5 separate regions of the Homo sapiens genome follow, and regions 2, 3, 4 and 5 are each linked to region 1. The links are chromatin contacts, found by Hi-C or POLR2A ChIA-PET in ENCODE. All regions are on one chromosome and are shown on one strand. Each heading gives the region's core, a stretch centred on a gene start or an enhancer-like site at or near the end of the contact. The rest is flanking DNA. Distances are from core to core; before and after follow the strand shown.

Evidence for each region. Hi-C counts contacts between places; a loop is a spot of excess contacts on that map. ChIA-PET counts read pairs that join two places held with the same protein, here RNA polymerase II (POLR2A). Pooled maps may share reads with other maps.
Region 2: a pooled map shows a loop between it and region 1 (6-fold over the local background). The contact joins the enhancer-like site here to the promoter of ACTMAP in region 1. A Hi-C loop is called at or near these places in 6 of 50 pooled maps. POLR2A ChIA-PET finds 5 or more read pairs at or near these places in 7 of 52 experiments (A549, H1, T-cell and 3 more).
Region 3: a loop to region 1 is called in a map of CD8-positive, alpha-beta T cell, with 34 times the contacts of the local background. The contact joins the promoter of DYRK1B here to the promoter of ACTMAP in region 1. A Hi-C loop is called at or near these places in 1 of 168 maps with a recorded cell type or tissue (CD8-positive, alpha-beta T cell), 1 of 37 single-sample maps with no recorded cell type and 8 of 50 pooled maps. POLR2A ChIA-PET finds 5 or more read pairs at or near these places in 1 of 52 experiments (GM12878).
Region 4: a pooled map shows a loop between it and region 1 (8-fold over the local background). The contact joins the promoter of PSMC4 here to the promoter of ACTMAP in region 1. A Hi-C loop is called at or near these places in 6 of 50 pooled maps. POLR2A ChIA-PET finds 5 or more read pairs at or near these places in 2 of 52 experiments (B cell and BJ).
Region 5: a loop to region 1 is called in a map of transverse colon, with 7 times the contacts of the local background. The contact joins the promoter of ZNF546 here to the promoter of ACTMAP in region 1. A Hi-C loop is called at or near these places in 1 of 168 maps with a recorded cell type or tissue (transverse colon) and 5 of 50 pooled maps. POLR2A ChIA-PET finds 5 or more read pairs at or near these places in 1 of 52 experiments (activated CD4-positive, alpha-beta T cell).

The regions. Positions count from the first base shown.
Region 1 is chr19:40,749,227-40,751,726 of GRCh38, reverse strand. ACTMAP (actin maturation protease) reads left to right here and starts at 1,250. Exons shown (of 6, transcript NM_198476.5): 1 at 1,250-2,246. The coding sequence starts at 1,924. It overlaps SNRPA (small nuclear ribonucleoprotein polypeptide A), which reads right to left and starts at 524. Exons shown (of 6, transcript NM_004596.5): 1 at 246-524. The coding sequence starts at 318. RefSeq lists enhancers at 1-545, 633-702, 1,243-1,482, 1,174-1,799 and silencers at 456-638, 903-1,042.
Region 2 is chr19:41,325,856-41,328,555 of GRCh38, reverse strand. No RefSeq gene overlaps it. Among named protein-coding and RNA genes, the nearest start is that of CCDC97, 17 kb to the right of the region's middle. RefSeq lists enhancers at 393-914, 1,857-1,996, 2,325-2,700 and silencers at 638-1,157, 1,697-1,746. Within about 2 kb of position 1,320, at least 35 of the 41 ENCODE cell types and tissues checked have a DNase peak (open chromatin) inside an H3K27ac peak, as active enhancers do.
Region 3 is chr19:39,832,906-39,835,605 of GRCh38, reverse strand. It overlaps DYRK1B (dual specificity tyrosine phosphorylation regulated kinase 1B), which reads left to right and starts at 1,444. Exons shown (of 11, transcript NM_004714.3): 1 at 1,444-1,583. It overlaps FBL (fibrillarin), which reads left to right. Exons shown (of 9, transcript NM_001436.4): 8 at 793-938; 9 at 1,044-1,148. The coding sequence ends at 1,068. RefSeq lists silencers at 1,632-1,741, 2,002-2,271.
Region 4 is chr19:39,969,845-39,972,544 of GRCh38, reverse strand. PSMC4 (proteasome 26S subunit, ATPase 4) reads right to left here and starts at 1,380. Exons shown (of 11, transcript NM_006503.4): 1 at 1,307-1,380; 2 at 301-399; 3 at 1-176. The coding sequence starts at 1,342. LOC124904720 (a long non-coding RNA gene) reads left to right here and starts at 1,574. Exons shown (of 3, transcript XR_007067260.1): 1 at 1,574-1,665; 2 at 2,109-2,191. RefSeq lists enhancers at 417-1,096, 1,121-1,510, 2,011-2,060.
Region 5 is chr19:39,995,610-39,998,309 of GRCh38, reverse strand. ZNF546 (zinc finger protein 546) reads right to left here and starts at 1,250. Exons shown (of 7, transcript NM_178544.5): 1 at 1,153-1,250; 2 at 395-449; 3 at 1-62. RefSeq lists a silencer at 216-315 and enhancers at 1,134-1,428, 1,101-1,600, 1,436-1,615, 1,601-2,102.

The sequences.
Region 1 (2,500 bases), core at 1-2,500:
GCTTCCTGGAGGAAGGGTCCTGTGACCTCAAACCTTGTAAGATGAGCAGCAGTGACCACGTTAAAGGGCAGAGTGTAAGATGAACTAATGGAGTGTTGAAGACAGGAAGTAGTTTGTGTAAAGGCCAAGGAGTTAACTCGAAGTTTGGCTGGACAAACACTTAGAAAGAGAGGCGGGTGCAGGGGACGGAAGAGGGGCCAGCCCGTGCGGGACAGTCTGGACTCCGGACTATCCCGAGAACTCACCATCCTTCTTGATCTTCTCATTGAGGTTGTTGATATAAATAGTGTGGTTAGGGCGGGTCTCGGGAACTGCCATGGAGTGAAGTGTTGAGGTAAGTCTTAAAGGAGGAAAAACGTGACTTTAGCCCTGGGTTTCTCCAAATCCTTTGTCCCAACGTCGGCTGCTCAAGGATCTTCCTCCGAAAAGGAAGTCAGGTAAGGCGGGAGTAGGGGCAAGGACGGAGGCAAAGCGCGACAACAAAGCGTGCGTAGGACCCGCTTCTCCAGCCCGCGTGCGGAGAGAACTCTCGAGAGATTTACTACGACTTCCAGGATGCTCTACGCGACCCGGTGGGCGGAGCACCCTAAATGGCGATTCCCATTGGCCCAAGCATCCGAAGGGCCGTCCCGGAGAAAAAACCCGGATGTGGGAGCCAGTATAGAAAAAAGGGACAGGTCCTAGGCAGCCTGGCCTCGAGCAGCAAGTTTCCTCAGACGGGCCCAGGAAGGCCCGGACGCCAAGCGTACCGCTCGCCTGCCGCCGATGGTCGTTTGCACCGGAGGTTACCTTCCGACAGGGCCGTAGTTCTCTCAACCGGCGCCTGCTACTTCCCTGAGACCAAACCACAAAGCTTTCTCTCCTGGCCCCGCCTCTGCCTTTCTGCCAGCCAATCGCCGCGCGGAAACGCAGTAGCTTGACCAATCAGAGCAAGTCTCGTTTCTGGGCTCAGCTGTTGCCAATCAAAACGATATTTGGGTTCCCGCCTAGGTAGAAAAACCCCGCCCCACTCCCTGAAAGCCCACCTCCTTCCGTGGCGCCCGGGTCTACGGACCAATCAGTGAAGGTCACGAGTCTGTACGCGTCTCGCGCTGCGGTGTCTTCCGGAGGCAATCCTTTTTGGAGTCCCGCCTCTTACCCCCGCCAGAGCTGCGTTTTCTGTCACGTGATCGCAAAATGGGCGGGAACTGTTGCGTGTAATACCACGTGATATGGGAAAGGCAGTGTGCGGGGGCCGCCATTTTCCGGGAGTGGGAGGTGCACTTTACTTCCTGACTCCTTTCCTTTTTCCAGTGGTTATCGCGGCGCCCACCGGCCTCTGATCTCTGAGTCTTCTCCAACCCACAGACGTTTTTTGTTGCTCTGGTTCCAGGACCTTCTCCACAACTAGGCCATTTTCCCTGCCAGGTGTCCTTTTTGACCTCTTGACCTCTGACTCAAAGGTCAGCTCAAAGGTTCCGAACTCGGGCCTGGGATGTGAGGGGGTACTGAACCTAAGTTCTCCGAATCTTTAGCCCTGGGTCCCTAAGTCGCATCCTTAAGGCACCTCACTCTAGATCTGAGCCTTCATATCCCAAACTCACTCATGAGTTTCCACATCCAGCCCCAAAGAATGAGTTAACTCCTACTAACTCTCCACCTAAGACTCCCGAGGTAACCCAACCGGTACCACAGATCCGGTTCCGGATTTAAGGACCCCACCCTGTTAACCGTCAGGTGCCTTATGACTTGAGTCAGCCTCGCAATTCCTGCTCCCGTGGTTTCAAATATTAGCCCTGGTCCTTTCACACCCACTGCTCAGTCCCCAGATTCTGGAACTCAGCTCTTAAACCTTTAAAATCTCCATCCCTGAGACCGTTCTCCGTTGGAGGATCCTTCCCTCCCCGCTTTCTGAACCTCTCAACACCTCCTGTAGACCCCAAAATGACTTCTCCATGCTCTCCTCCCCTAAAACCACCAATTTCTCCTCCAAAAACCCCTGTACCCCAAGCCAGCAGCATTCCATCTCCTCCTCTACCCCCAAGTCCCCTGGACTTTTCAGCTTTACCATCCCCTCCCTGGAGTCAGCAGACCCCTGTTCCCCCACCGCTCCCACTGCCTCCTCCACCCGCTGCCACAGGGCCTGCTCCCCGTCATGTCTTCGGCCTGGAGAAGAGCCAGCTCCTGAAGGAGGCCTTTGATAAGGCCGGCCCGGTCCCCAAGGGCAGAGAAGATGTGAAGAGGCTTCTGAAACTACACAAGGACCGGTAGGGTCTCCATGCCCCACCCACCACCCAGGCTCTGCCCTAGACACTTCACAGATCTCTTGGGGTGGGGGGGGGGTTCCCGTGTCCTCAAGATCAAACAGGCTGACTACTTAGGTCCCCCACCTAGATCTCTTCCATGGTGGTGTGCCTCCAGCAATGAAGAAAGCTGTCCTCACAAGTGCCCAGTCCAGTCCGGGTGCTTTGGCTCATGCATGTAATCCCAGCACTTTGGGAGGCCGAGGCGGGTGGATCAC
Region 2 (2,700 bases), core at 71-2,570, 580 kb before region 1:
CAGCAGCTGCAGCCCACATATACACAGATACAAATAGAGAAAGTGTCAGCCCATCACGTAAACACCACCCAGCCTCGGAGCCTCACTGGGACACAACACGAGCAGAGACTTCAATAGGGACCTGGCACAACACAGTCATATACAAATATATTCCACAGGGTCATGGTCGCAACCACCGCACACCAGACACTGATTCAAACAGTGTCATGCACGCACACGCATCACGGCATCAGAGCCCGGACAGGAAATGGATCCCTCAACAGCCACCTCCTCCTCCATGGGTTCACAGTCACAAACAGGTCCAGGGTGCATGTCCACAGTCGGACCTGTCACAGTCCCACCAGACACACCCCACACAGAGGTCTGACACGTCACAACCTCACAGACAGCAGGTCGGTCTTACCCACTCAGTCTGACATCCCACACCCTCCGCCACACACGCACAATTCCAGCCTGGGGAGTCCCACAGGGCCCCACAGATTGCAGCGACCCCGTCACGTCACGCCCAGACACACTGTCACACCCAGGGTCCCAGACGGAGCAGACACACCCCCAGGGTGGCAGACGCGGCCCTCACATGCCCAGCCCCAGCTCGTGCCTCGGCCTGAGGACAAGTGCTGGCTGCACATTCGCGGTGTGGTCGGCCTGCCCAACACGCCCTCATGACACACCCCGCCCACCTGCCCAGGGCTGCCGGCTGAGCTGGCACAGCCCCACAGGGCGGGGAGGGGAAACTGTGGGCTCAGCACCTTCCTCTGGCCGCGTGCGCACTGCCCCTGCCCTGCCACCCTGGCACCCAGGCCCGATGGGTGGCTCAGCCCCGTCGGGACAAGTCTGCCCCCGCCTGTGGCCGACCGCAGGGGCAGGGCAGGGGGTTTGGGGCTCCCCGCTTCCTCCCCCTGCCCCGCCCCTGCCTCTGCAGGCGGCCCGGGGCCACAGAGGGAAGTCGTGGGGGGAGCCTGGGTTCCGGCTGGAGCCCCAGCTTCCTGTCCAGCCCCCGTGGGGCAGGAAGCTGCTGGGGGAGGCCAGCTCAGGCCTTCCTGCCCCCTCCCCCGCCCCCAAGACGGGCCTGGGACCCGGGTCAGCAAGGGGGAGTGGGGAGATTGGTGGGTGAGAGAAAGCCCCTTCCCCCTTAGTCTCTGGACATGCAGAGTATTTGAGGTTCCAGTGTGGATTCGGATTTGTGTGTTCAGGAACTTATTGTGTGCGTGATTCCAAGCTTTGTGGCGTGAGCTGCGTCTGGCATGGGTGTTCTGGGGGCCTGTGTGCTGTTTGGTATGGATGGTCTTGTCTATGTGTGTCCCCAGCACGTGTTAGCTCCGTGTGTTTGTGGCTGCGCTGCATTTCTGGGGTGTGCGTCTGCATTTTGTATTTCTGCTGGGCAAGCTGTTGTATTTTCTGTGGGTTTTATGCTCTGGCACTGTTTGATTCTGCAAGTCGGCCATGTATCTGGGGCATATTGTGTGTCTGATATTTTTCTCAACATCTTCACTGTTCTTCTGAGTGTAAATTTGTGCATTTTTAAGTGTAAGTTTGACTTGAAATGTGGTGTTTTCTGCATATGTTAATCATCTGTGGGAATGGTGTTTCTCCAGGAGAGGGGAGTGAGTGTGTGTGTATATGTGTAAGACGGGGTCTTGCTCTGTCGCCTGGGCTGGAGTGCAATGGCGCGATCTTGTCTCACTGCAAGCTCCGCCTCCCAGGCTCAAGCGATTCTCCTGCCTCAGCCTCCCGAGTAGATGGGATTACAGGCACCCACCACCACACCCGTCTAATTTTTGTATTTTTAGTAGAGATGGGATTTCACCATGTTGGCCAGGCTGGTCTCGAACTCCTGACCTTGTAATCCACCCACCTTGGTCTCCCAAAGTGCTGAGACACAGGCATGAGCCACCGCGCCCGGCCGTGTGTGTTTCTTACATATGAGGCAGATGAGTTGAGTTGTTTCTGGGTTGCACTGTGATCAGTGCATGTGTCGCTGGTATTCTGAGCATGTTTGTCTACGTGGTGTGCATCCAGCATGCTTCCTGTGGTTCTCAGTGTTTGTCTGTGTGAGGGAGGGCTGTACTTCGGGGCTGTGTGTCCATCTCAGGGACTGGTGTTCCCAGCCTGTGGGTGCTGTGAGCAGGTGCTAAGGTGGTGTCTGCATGCTGTGTTCCCACATGTAGGCTGGTGACTGCAGTGTGTGGAGTTGTGTGGGTCTGTTTTGCATCATCGTTGAGGGGATTTCGCGTTCTCAGCAGGGGTGGATGTGTGTTTGTGAGCAGCTGCGAGTGTGGGTCCACATTGTGTGCTGGTGTTTTCAGGGGAGGGGGACAGGGTGCGTCCATGGAGCCGCCTGCATCATGAGCGGCCAGTGCCTGTTGGCCTCCATACCCAGCGCAGGCTGTGTCTGCGGCGCGTCCCCTTGCCGGCTGGTGCCACGCTGGCTCGGAGCTGGCTGTGGCAGCAGGCAAGGCAGGGCAGGGCAGGGGCTGTGGTGGGCACTGGACCCACGCCCAGCCTCGGTATAAATATCCCAGGCTGCCGGCGGCTGTGTTTGCTGTGTTTACTCGGCCTCAGCCCCGGCCGGGGGCGGCAGCAGCCCAGCAGGTCCTGGGGGCGGGGGTGACCAGGCCACAGCACAGACATTTCCTTCTGGCCAGACAGGCCCCGCAACCTTGCTGCCCCCTCCTGCGCCCTTTCTGGGTGGGCGAGAGG
Region 3 (2,700 bases), core at 195-2,694, 920 kb after region 1:
CCGAGTGTCTTAGCCCATTTTATGCAGCTATCACAGAATGCTATAGACTGGGTAATTTATTTATTTTTATTTTTATTTTTATTTTTTTGAGATGGAGTCTTACTCTGTCACCAGGTTGGAGTGCAGTGGTACGATCTCGGCTCACTGCAACCTCCAGTTCCTGGGTTCAAGCGATTCTCCTGCGTCAGCTTCCCGAGTAGGTGGGACTACAGGTGTGCGCCACCACACCCGACTAATTTTTGTATTTTTAGTAGAGATAGGGTTTCACCGTGTTGGCCAGGATGGTCTCAATCTCCTGATTTCGTGATTGAGCCACCTCGGCCTCCCAAAGTGCTGGGATTACAGGCGTGAGCCACCACGCCCAGCCTTAGACTGGGTAATTTATAATGAATGGAAATTTATTTGGCTCCCAGTTCCAAAGGCTGGAAAGTCCAAGATTGGAGGTCTGAATCTGGCGAGGGCCTTCTTGCTGTCATCCATTGGCAGAAGGGTGAGAGCAAGATAGAAAGGGGGCATAATCATCCTTTTAATCAGCAACCCACTCTTGTGATAATAGCATTACTCTATTCAGGAAGGCAGAGGCCTCATGACCTGAATCATCTCTCGAAGGTCCCACCTCTCAACTCTTGCATTTAAGGGTTACGTTTCCAACACATGAACTTTGGGGGACACACTAGAACCATAGCACTGAGTTTTACTTGAATTAATAATGAAAACATCTGGTTTAAAGAGCACACAAGAGAAAAACAGCCCAAAGCCCTGTTGTAGACATTAGTCCTTTCTCCTCTTTAGGCCAACTGCATTGACTCCACAGCCTCAGCCGAGGCCGTGTTTGCCTCCGAAGTGAAAAAGATGCAACAGGAGAACATGAAGCCGCAGGAGCAGTTGACCCTTGAGCCATATGAAAGAGACCATGCCGTGGTCGTGGGAGTGTACAGGTGAGCAGGGGCCCAGCAATACACCAAGACAGACATCTCTGTCCCTTGCACCCCGAGTGCCATGATCCTGGGGACCCTCCTTCATCACCTATCTTCCTCTCACAGGCCACCCCCCAAGGTGAAGAACTGAAGTTCAGCGCTGTCAGGATTGCGAGAGATGTGTGTTGATACTGTTGCACGTGTGTTTTTCTATTAAAAGACTCATCCGTCTCCCATGTCTGCTGCTCATTCCTCCCCTTGACCTGCTGACACAGGGAGCACGCACCCTTGGTCAATTTTGCGGGGTTGGGTAAATTCTCACTCGGTCACAGAGCGCATGCTCCGTTTCTAGCTGCCTTTGCGCAGCGGCAGCCTGGATTTCGGTTCTTGGGTGGGATTGGTAGCTCGCTGCGCATGCGTGCAGGTAAGCGGCCATCTCGCGCAGGCGGAGTGTCAGTGTGGGTCACGTGAGGGGAGCGGAGAGGGAGGGATGGGGGCGGAGTCCAGGGCGTGGGGGGGCCGGTTTGTTGTGGTCGCCATTTTGCTGGTTGCATTACTGGGTAATCGGGGCCCTGGCTTGCCGCGTCCGCCGGATACCCTCAGCCAGTGGGCAGGTCTGAGCTCGGGCTCCCCGAGCAGTTTGAGTCCCCTTGCCCGCTCCTTCAGGTAACGGCGCGGGGACGGGTGGGGCGGCAAGCGGTCGCAGGGAGGTGGGCAGGACGGGATCCGCCCTGCTCCCGTCGCCGTGAGACTTAGCACGAGGCCAAGGGAGGAGAGGAGGGGGGTGGCAGGCAGGTGCGGGCCCTGCCTGGCTATTCATAGTTGAATTCCTGGAACCGGCCAAGCCCGAGGAAGCAGTTGCAGGAGGGAGGCTGGGAGGGGGTAGCCGGGCCCCACTCCCGCCCTTTGTTTGGGCTCAGCTCCGCGGGCCGCTTCTTCGTCGCCTAGCAACAGCTGCCCTAGGCTGTGATTGGCTGAGCTCTTGGCACCAGCGACCAATGGTACAGTTGTTGCCATGGCAGGTGCCGATTGCCAAGCTCAGTCGGGCCCCGCCTTCCGGTCTCAGCAGGCCCAGGAGGGCCTCCTGGGTGGGGGGCGGGACGCCGGGTCCCTAGGGGCTGGTGGTCACTCAGGGTGGGGCGTGTCGCCCCTCCCCCGTCCACCTGCTCTACTCTTCCCCCGCGTGCCCTGGGCTGACCCTTGTCCCCTCCTCTCCCCGCCCCCGGTGGCAGTGGCGGCTGCTGTTGTCACCCACCGGGCCTCCTGTCCCGCTTGCCCTCCCCGCCGCGGGGCCGGCCGGGCCAGAGACAGGCGGTCGCCTTTTCAGCGCCGCCACCGCCGCCATGCTGGCCGCTCGCCCACCCCACTGGGGGCCCCACCGCGCCCCAGCCCCCCGTGGGCCCCGCGCCAGCCCTGACCCGGGTAGGGGGTGGGGGCTGGGAGAGATGATCCTGGTGTGGGAGGGCCCCGGAGAAGAGGTGGTTTTTTGGGGGAAGCTCCAAGGGTGGAGGAGTCGTGGAGTGGCAAGGCATGGAATAGGAGAAAGGGATTTGACATGGGGGAGAGAGTGGCCCATGGGGAGAAGATTTTTGCTGTAGCTGACAACTCTGGGAGGAGAGAACCCTATGTGATAACTTGGGGATTTGACTTTGAGGCCCTCTAGGAGTGGACACAGTTGTGGAATGACCCTGGTATAAAGAGGGGTGCCTGGAGAAAGGTCTGTGGTAGGAATATTAGGGTGTGTGTGTGTGTGTAGGGGGGCAAGGAAGCAGTGTAGGGGAGA
Region 4 (2,700 bases), core at 131-2,630, 780 kb after region 1:
CCCACGATGGCTGTATTCTGATCCACAGCCTCCAGAAATTGTCCGATGACCAGCGGGATGCTTTGGATTCGCTTCACCTCCTCCTGGGCATGGAGAAATTCCTTTTTCAGGTTCTTTTGCTCATCTTTGATGTATTCCTCCTGCACCTCCAGGAACTCCAGCTCTTGCTGCAGCTTCTGCGAGCAGAGAGGGGACAGAAGGGGATGGCTCCAGACTTGCTGATCCAGAGAGTGGTGGAAAGTGGGGAAGAGTATGAGATGTCAGGTCCTGTGCAAGGTCTGGGTTGGGGGTCGAATGTACCTTGTAGCGGCTGTACAGGTCCTCCAGGTCCTCAGGCTCAGGGCCCAGGAAGGACAGGCCGGTCTGGGGCCGGGACACGGACAGTGCTGGGATCTCATCCTAGACGAAAGGGGATAACTCACATTGGAAGAAGACAGTCCTCTCATGAAAGCTTCCCAACTTCACTAATGTTTGTTCCCCTCCCCACTTCACCCTGATGTCACTTAGCCCCTAACAGACCCCTGATATCTTAAGACCCTCTAAATAGATCCTGGAAACCTTTTGGCCACCTAAACAAGCTCTTTATGTCAACTTGCCCCTCAAACAGATCTTATGTTATCATATACCACTCATAACATGTCCCCAGTGTCACACAACCCCCAACTAGGATCTAAACGTCACATCAACTCCTTATCAGACCCAAATGCCACCCAATCCCCTTCAAGAGGTTCCTAATGTCACATGGCTCTCCTAGATAGGCTGTTAAAGTGACTGCGCCTTCAACGAGTCCCAACATTCCCCAGTTTCCCCTCAAAGATCCCTTATGTCACAGTCTCCTAACTCACCTTAGACCTAAATATCACTCAGGCAAGCCACAGATAATACTTAACTACCCGCCCCATTACCCCCATCAGCAAAGCCCTGAACATCAGTCAGCCCCGCAGCCCAGACCCGGGGATCACTCGGCCGCACGGCGGGATCCCATATATCACTCACCGCCTGACCCAATCCCAACGCCGGGCCACCGACCTCACTAAGCACTACCGGCCAGGGTTCGAAATCAATCCGTCTCAAAGACCCACTAACGTCACTCACTCCCCCAGCCCCGCTTTCTGAGCCTTACCTCCTACCATCACTCGGCCACCCAGACAGGCCTTCGAATGGCACAAAGCTCTCCACCGAGGCCTCTAAAATAACCCCAACCTGGGCCGGGGTCCTGGAAGCCATTCCTCCCCCCACTCAGGTCTGGCTTCACCCTCTCCCCGCGAGCCCGGCCCGGACTAAAAAGCCCAAGTCCCCACTGTACCTGAGCCTTCTCCACCAAGATGCCTATCTCCTCCATAGTGACCAAGCCGGCCTCTGTGTGGCCTGGGATGATCTGTCACCGCTTCCGCTGACGACAACGGAAGTCCCTGGCTGAGGAGGCTTCTGGGAAGTGTAGTTTAAGTTACGGCTGAGAGGTGCTGGAAGGGCAGGATAGGACGAAGGGCTGGTCTGGGCTCCGCCCTCAACATAAGCTCATGCGCTGTCCGTACCCGCAGGCGCGAGGGCGGGACGGGAGCTGTGGGCGTGCGCAGTATCACGCGGTGGCGCCATCTCGCCCTGCCGTGGAGGGCTGGGGGTTCTCTCCGGGAGGTGGCGCAGCCCCGTTGCTCTTTCAACGGAGTAAGTTCGCAGAGCTCTGGCACGGACAGTCTGGCGGCCAACTGCTCTTCGCTTTCTAGTGTCTGGGCTGGAGGGTCCTTGAGCTGGGTTCCACAGAAGGGATTGATCGTACGGGCGGGTAAGGTCTCCACGTGGCGCTGATCCAAAGATTGTGCGCCGCGCGGGCGTGGGAAGATCCGAGCTGCCCCTGAAGGTGACATTTCATACTGGGCTTTACCCCGGGATTGAGGAGCCCCGAGCCCGCAGTGAGCAACCAATCGAGTAGAACCCACGCGTCTGGGCTGGGGAAAAGGAGGCAGCGAGTGCCCAGAAGTTGGGTAGCACAGGAGATCCATAGACCTTAGTTCTGTATCCCAGGTTTCCGCCTTACAGATCTATGCCAGGTCCTGCGCTTAAGCTTTACAGGCATCATCGTCGCAAGTATTATGTTTCCTCATTTATAGAGAAGGAGACAAGCTCAGAGCCACGAAGCCACCAGCCACAGTCAACAATGTGCCGAAGGGACAAAGCATAGATTGGGACCCAGGTCTGTCTGTCCCCAAAGCCTGTACTCTTGGCCCCAGGGAAACACTGCTACCCTTCACACCAGCTACAATTTTTGTTAAGTAAACCTTTTATTGAAGTTAAATAAAGAGAAGAGCACAAATCATTACAGCTCGACAAAATTACACAAAGTGAACATGCCCATACAACCTGAATCCAGATCGCAAAACCAAACAGTAGAAGCCTCATGTGCTCCCCTTTCCCCCATCCCTTCTTCTCCCCCCTCCACTCCCCGCCCCGAGACGGAGTCTCACTCTGTTGCCCAGGCTAATATTTGTATTTTTAGTAGAGACAGGGTTTCACCATGTTGGCCAGGCCGGTCACAAACTCCTGACCTCAAGTGATCTGCCTGCCTTGGCCTCCCAAAGTGCTGGGATTATAGGCGTGAGCCACCACATCCGGCCTCCCGATCCCTTCTAAAGGTTATCATTCATCTGTTTTTTTCTTTTTTTTTTAAGAGCTAGAGTCTCTGTCGCCCAGGCTGGAGTGCAG
Region 5 (2,700 bases), core at 1-2,500, 750 kb after region 1:
AAAGGAAGGCCTGGGATAGGTCACTGGACAATTCAGGAAAAGCAAAGCAATGTTTCCATTTCCTAAAAACAAAAACATTTTATGCATTTATTTAAAGATTTACTTAAAGATATAGACCAGAGAGTTGCAATTTATGTGACAAATAATTTAGTCTTTTTAGATTGAATCAAATGAACTTCTTCAAAGGGAAAAATGCAAATGAAAGCTACAGAAAGTACCTGGGGATGTGATTTTTGTGACTGTGAGCAATGAGGTGACAGGCTCTGTGGTAGATTGTGGCTGTGCTTGACATAGCAGTGTGGTACCACGCCGTATGACTGGGTGCAGGCAAGGCTGTGTGAGGATTAGAATGTGTGATTTCCATTTTATGAATAAAAAGGAAATATAAACTTACCTGGACCTGAACTTTTAGACCTGCTACAACAATTGTTCCCTCCTTTTCAGGATCCCTGTTTTGATGAATAGCAGAATGGGGGAAGAAAAATAATCATGAGACAGCAGGCCTTTCTTAAGAGCACAGACCGACCTAGAATATCCCCTCCAGCGCCACATCTGTGCTGACCTCACGCACATAACAGCTGTGTGAGAGTGAGGCTGGGATCTGTCTCTGAACTCACACCAGGTTTCTAGATCAAAGGTATGGGAATGCAGTGGTTCTGAAACATGCAGCTGCCCACACAGCGGCTCCAACTGCGCAGTCTTCCAACCTGTCGTCCCAGGAGTCTGTTTTAGGGACACTTCTAATTCAAAAGTCCAATCGCCAACCCAGGTCTGTACCTTCTTGCTGGGAACCTTCATCCCAGAGCTCGATATTTGACTTCCCTCTTGGGGACACTGCTGTGTGCAAACACCGAGGCCGTGAGGAGGGTAGAGGGTCAGTGACACACACCAGAGAGCCAGGCACCTGTCTCAGCCTCACACCCGCACCCACACCCGCCCAACCCGGTCCTGACAGGCGCCCCGTCGCGCGCACACACACACATACACCGTCTGCCACATTTTGTCACACAATTTCCCTTCTCCGCTCCCCAAGCACGCACAGGCCTGAGGCTCCCTGCGGGCACGACACGCCAGGTCTGGGCCCTGGAGCGCCTCACTTTGGGCGGCAGTTCTATCCCCAGTCCTACTCGTAAGAGTCCCGTTCCGCCTCACCTAGCTCGGACTTCTCGCCCGCAAGTGAATAATAACGGTTAAGGTGACTGAACCGTTAAGAACGCAATGTAAAGGGCCCTTGGGGTCCAGGCAACACTGCCCAAGGGGCTTCTGGGAAATGTAGTCCACAGCCGGAAACTGATCCTTTTGGGCGGAGGCGCAGGCGCGCGCGCATCCGGCGGGTTCGACTCACTTACCAGGAACCCACGCAGGAAGCTGAGGAGGAGAACAGACGCCTCTGGGCCACTGGCCGGGCCACTTGAGCGTGGGACCGCCGAGTGTGACCCTGAGGCCGAGTGCGTGCGGGACTGGGCGATAGCTCCGCCAGGCAGGATTTTGTTTGTTTCACCTCTTGAGGTAGTCCCGGCGTGTAGTACATAATAGGCGCTTAATATGTGTATTGTAAAGAATGAGTGCCTGGCCATTTGTATTTGCCTTGTGAGCGCGTGTGTGTGGCACTGTGAGGGTTGCGGGACCGACGGAACCTCTCTGGCTCTGGCGGGTTGTGTTTCCGCGTGTGTGTAATTTGAGTGTGAGTCAGTGTGTAGTGAGTGAAGGGATCTGACTGGAGAAAACCACAGTAAATACCCGGGGCTGTGATTTTTGTGACTTTGGTCAATGGGACGACAGGCTCTGTGGTAGACTGGCTGTGCTTGACGTAACAATGTGGTACTATGCCGTGTGGTTGCCGGCAAGGCTATGTGAAGATGAGAATGTGTGATTTGGAAAATCTGGATGTGGAACATCACGGGTGCCAGTGGAATTGTGACTCTGTGTGTGTATAAAAGTTTGCAACCATAGGCCTATATGTCTGTGGGATAAAGAGAATATGTTGCGTCTTCTTGGAGTATCAGCTTTATTTAAACATTTGCATCAGAGAGTTGCGATTTATGTGCCAAAGATTTTTGTCTTTTTATATTGAATTAAATGAATTTTTTACAAAGAGAAAAATGAAAATAATAGTAACTTTCAAAAAATATTAAGAATTTCCTTCCACTCTTATATTCTGGCAATGGATCTTTGGCAATGGGTCTTTGGCAGATCAATTTGAAAAGCTTGGACTGAGGAAATTATACTTGGAAAGCACATTAGGCAGTCAGCCCTTGGTTCCTAAATACCATGCTCCACTGAAAGGAGCAAGGCTCCATGGAGAAATGGCAGATTCCAGAGCTGGGGAAGGGAAAGTTCAGAATGAACTTGGAACATCTTGTGCTTGAAAGTAAGGCAGTGCTCAAAGAATGGTGGGGACGTGTTCAAAGGACATGGAAACCAGATTGAAGGGACTTCCACTGACCAAACTTGACATGGTTTGAGCATCAAAATAAATAATGCTAGTTATAGATTAAAACCCATTAAATAACAGAGGGAATCATAATTCCAAACTGATATAAATTAGTACGTGAAAAAAAATTGAAAGTTTGATGAGGGACTGGATGTTTACATTGTTGCAAAGAACCCCTGCCCCCCCCCAAATCCCTTAAAAATGTGTCAATATAAGGCTGGGCACGGTGGCTTATGCCTATAATCCCAGCACTTTGGGAGGCCGAG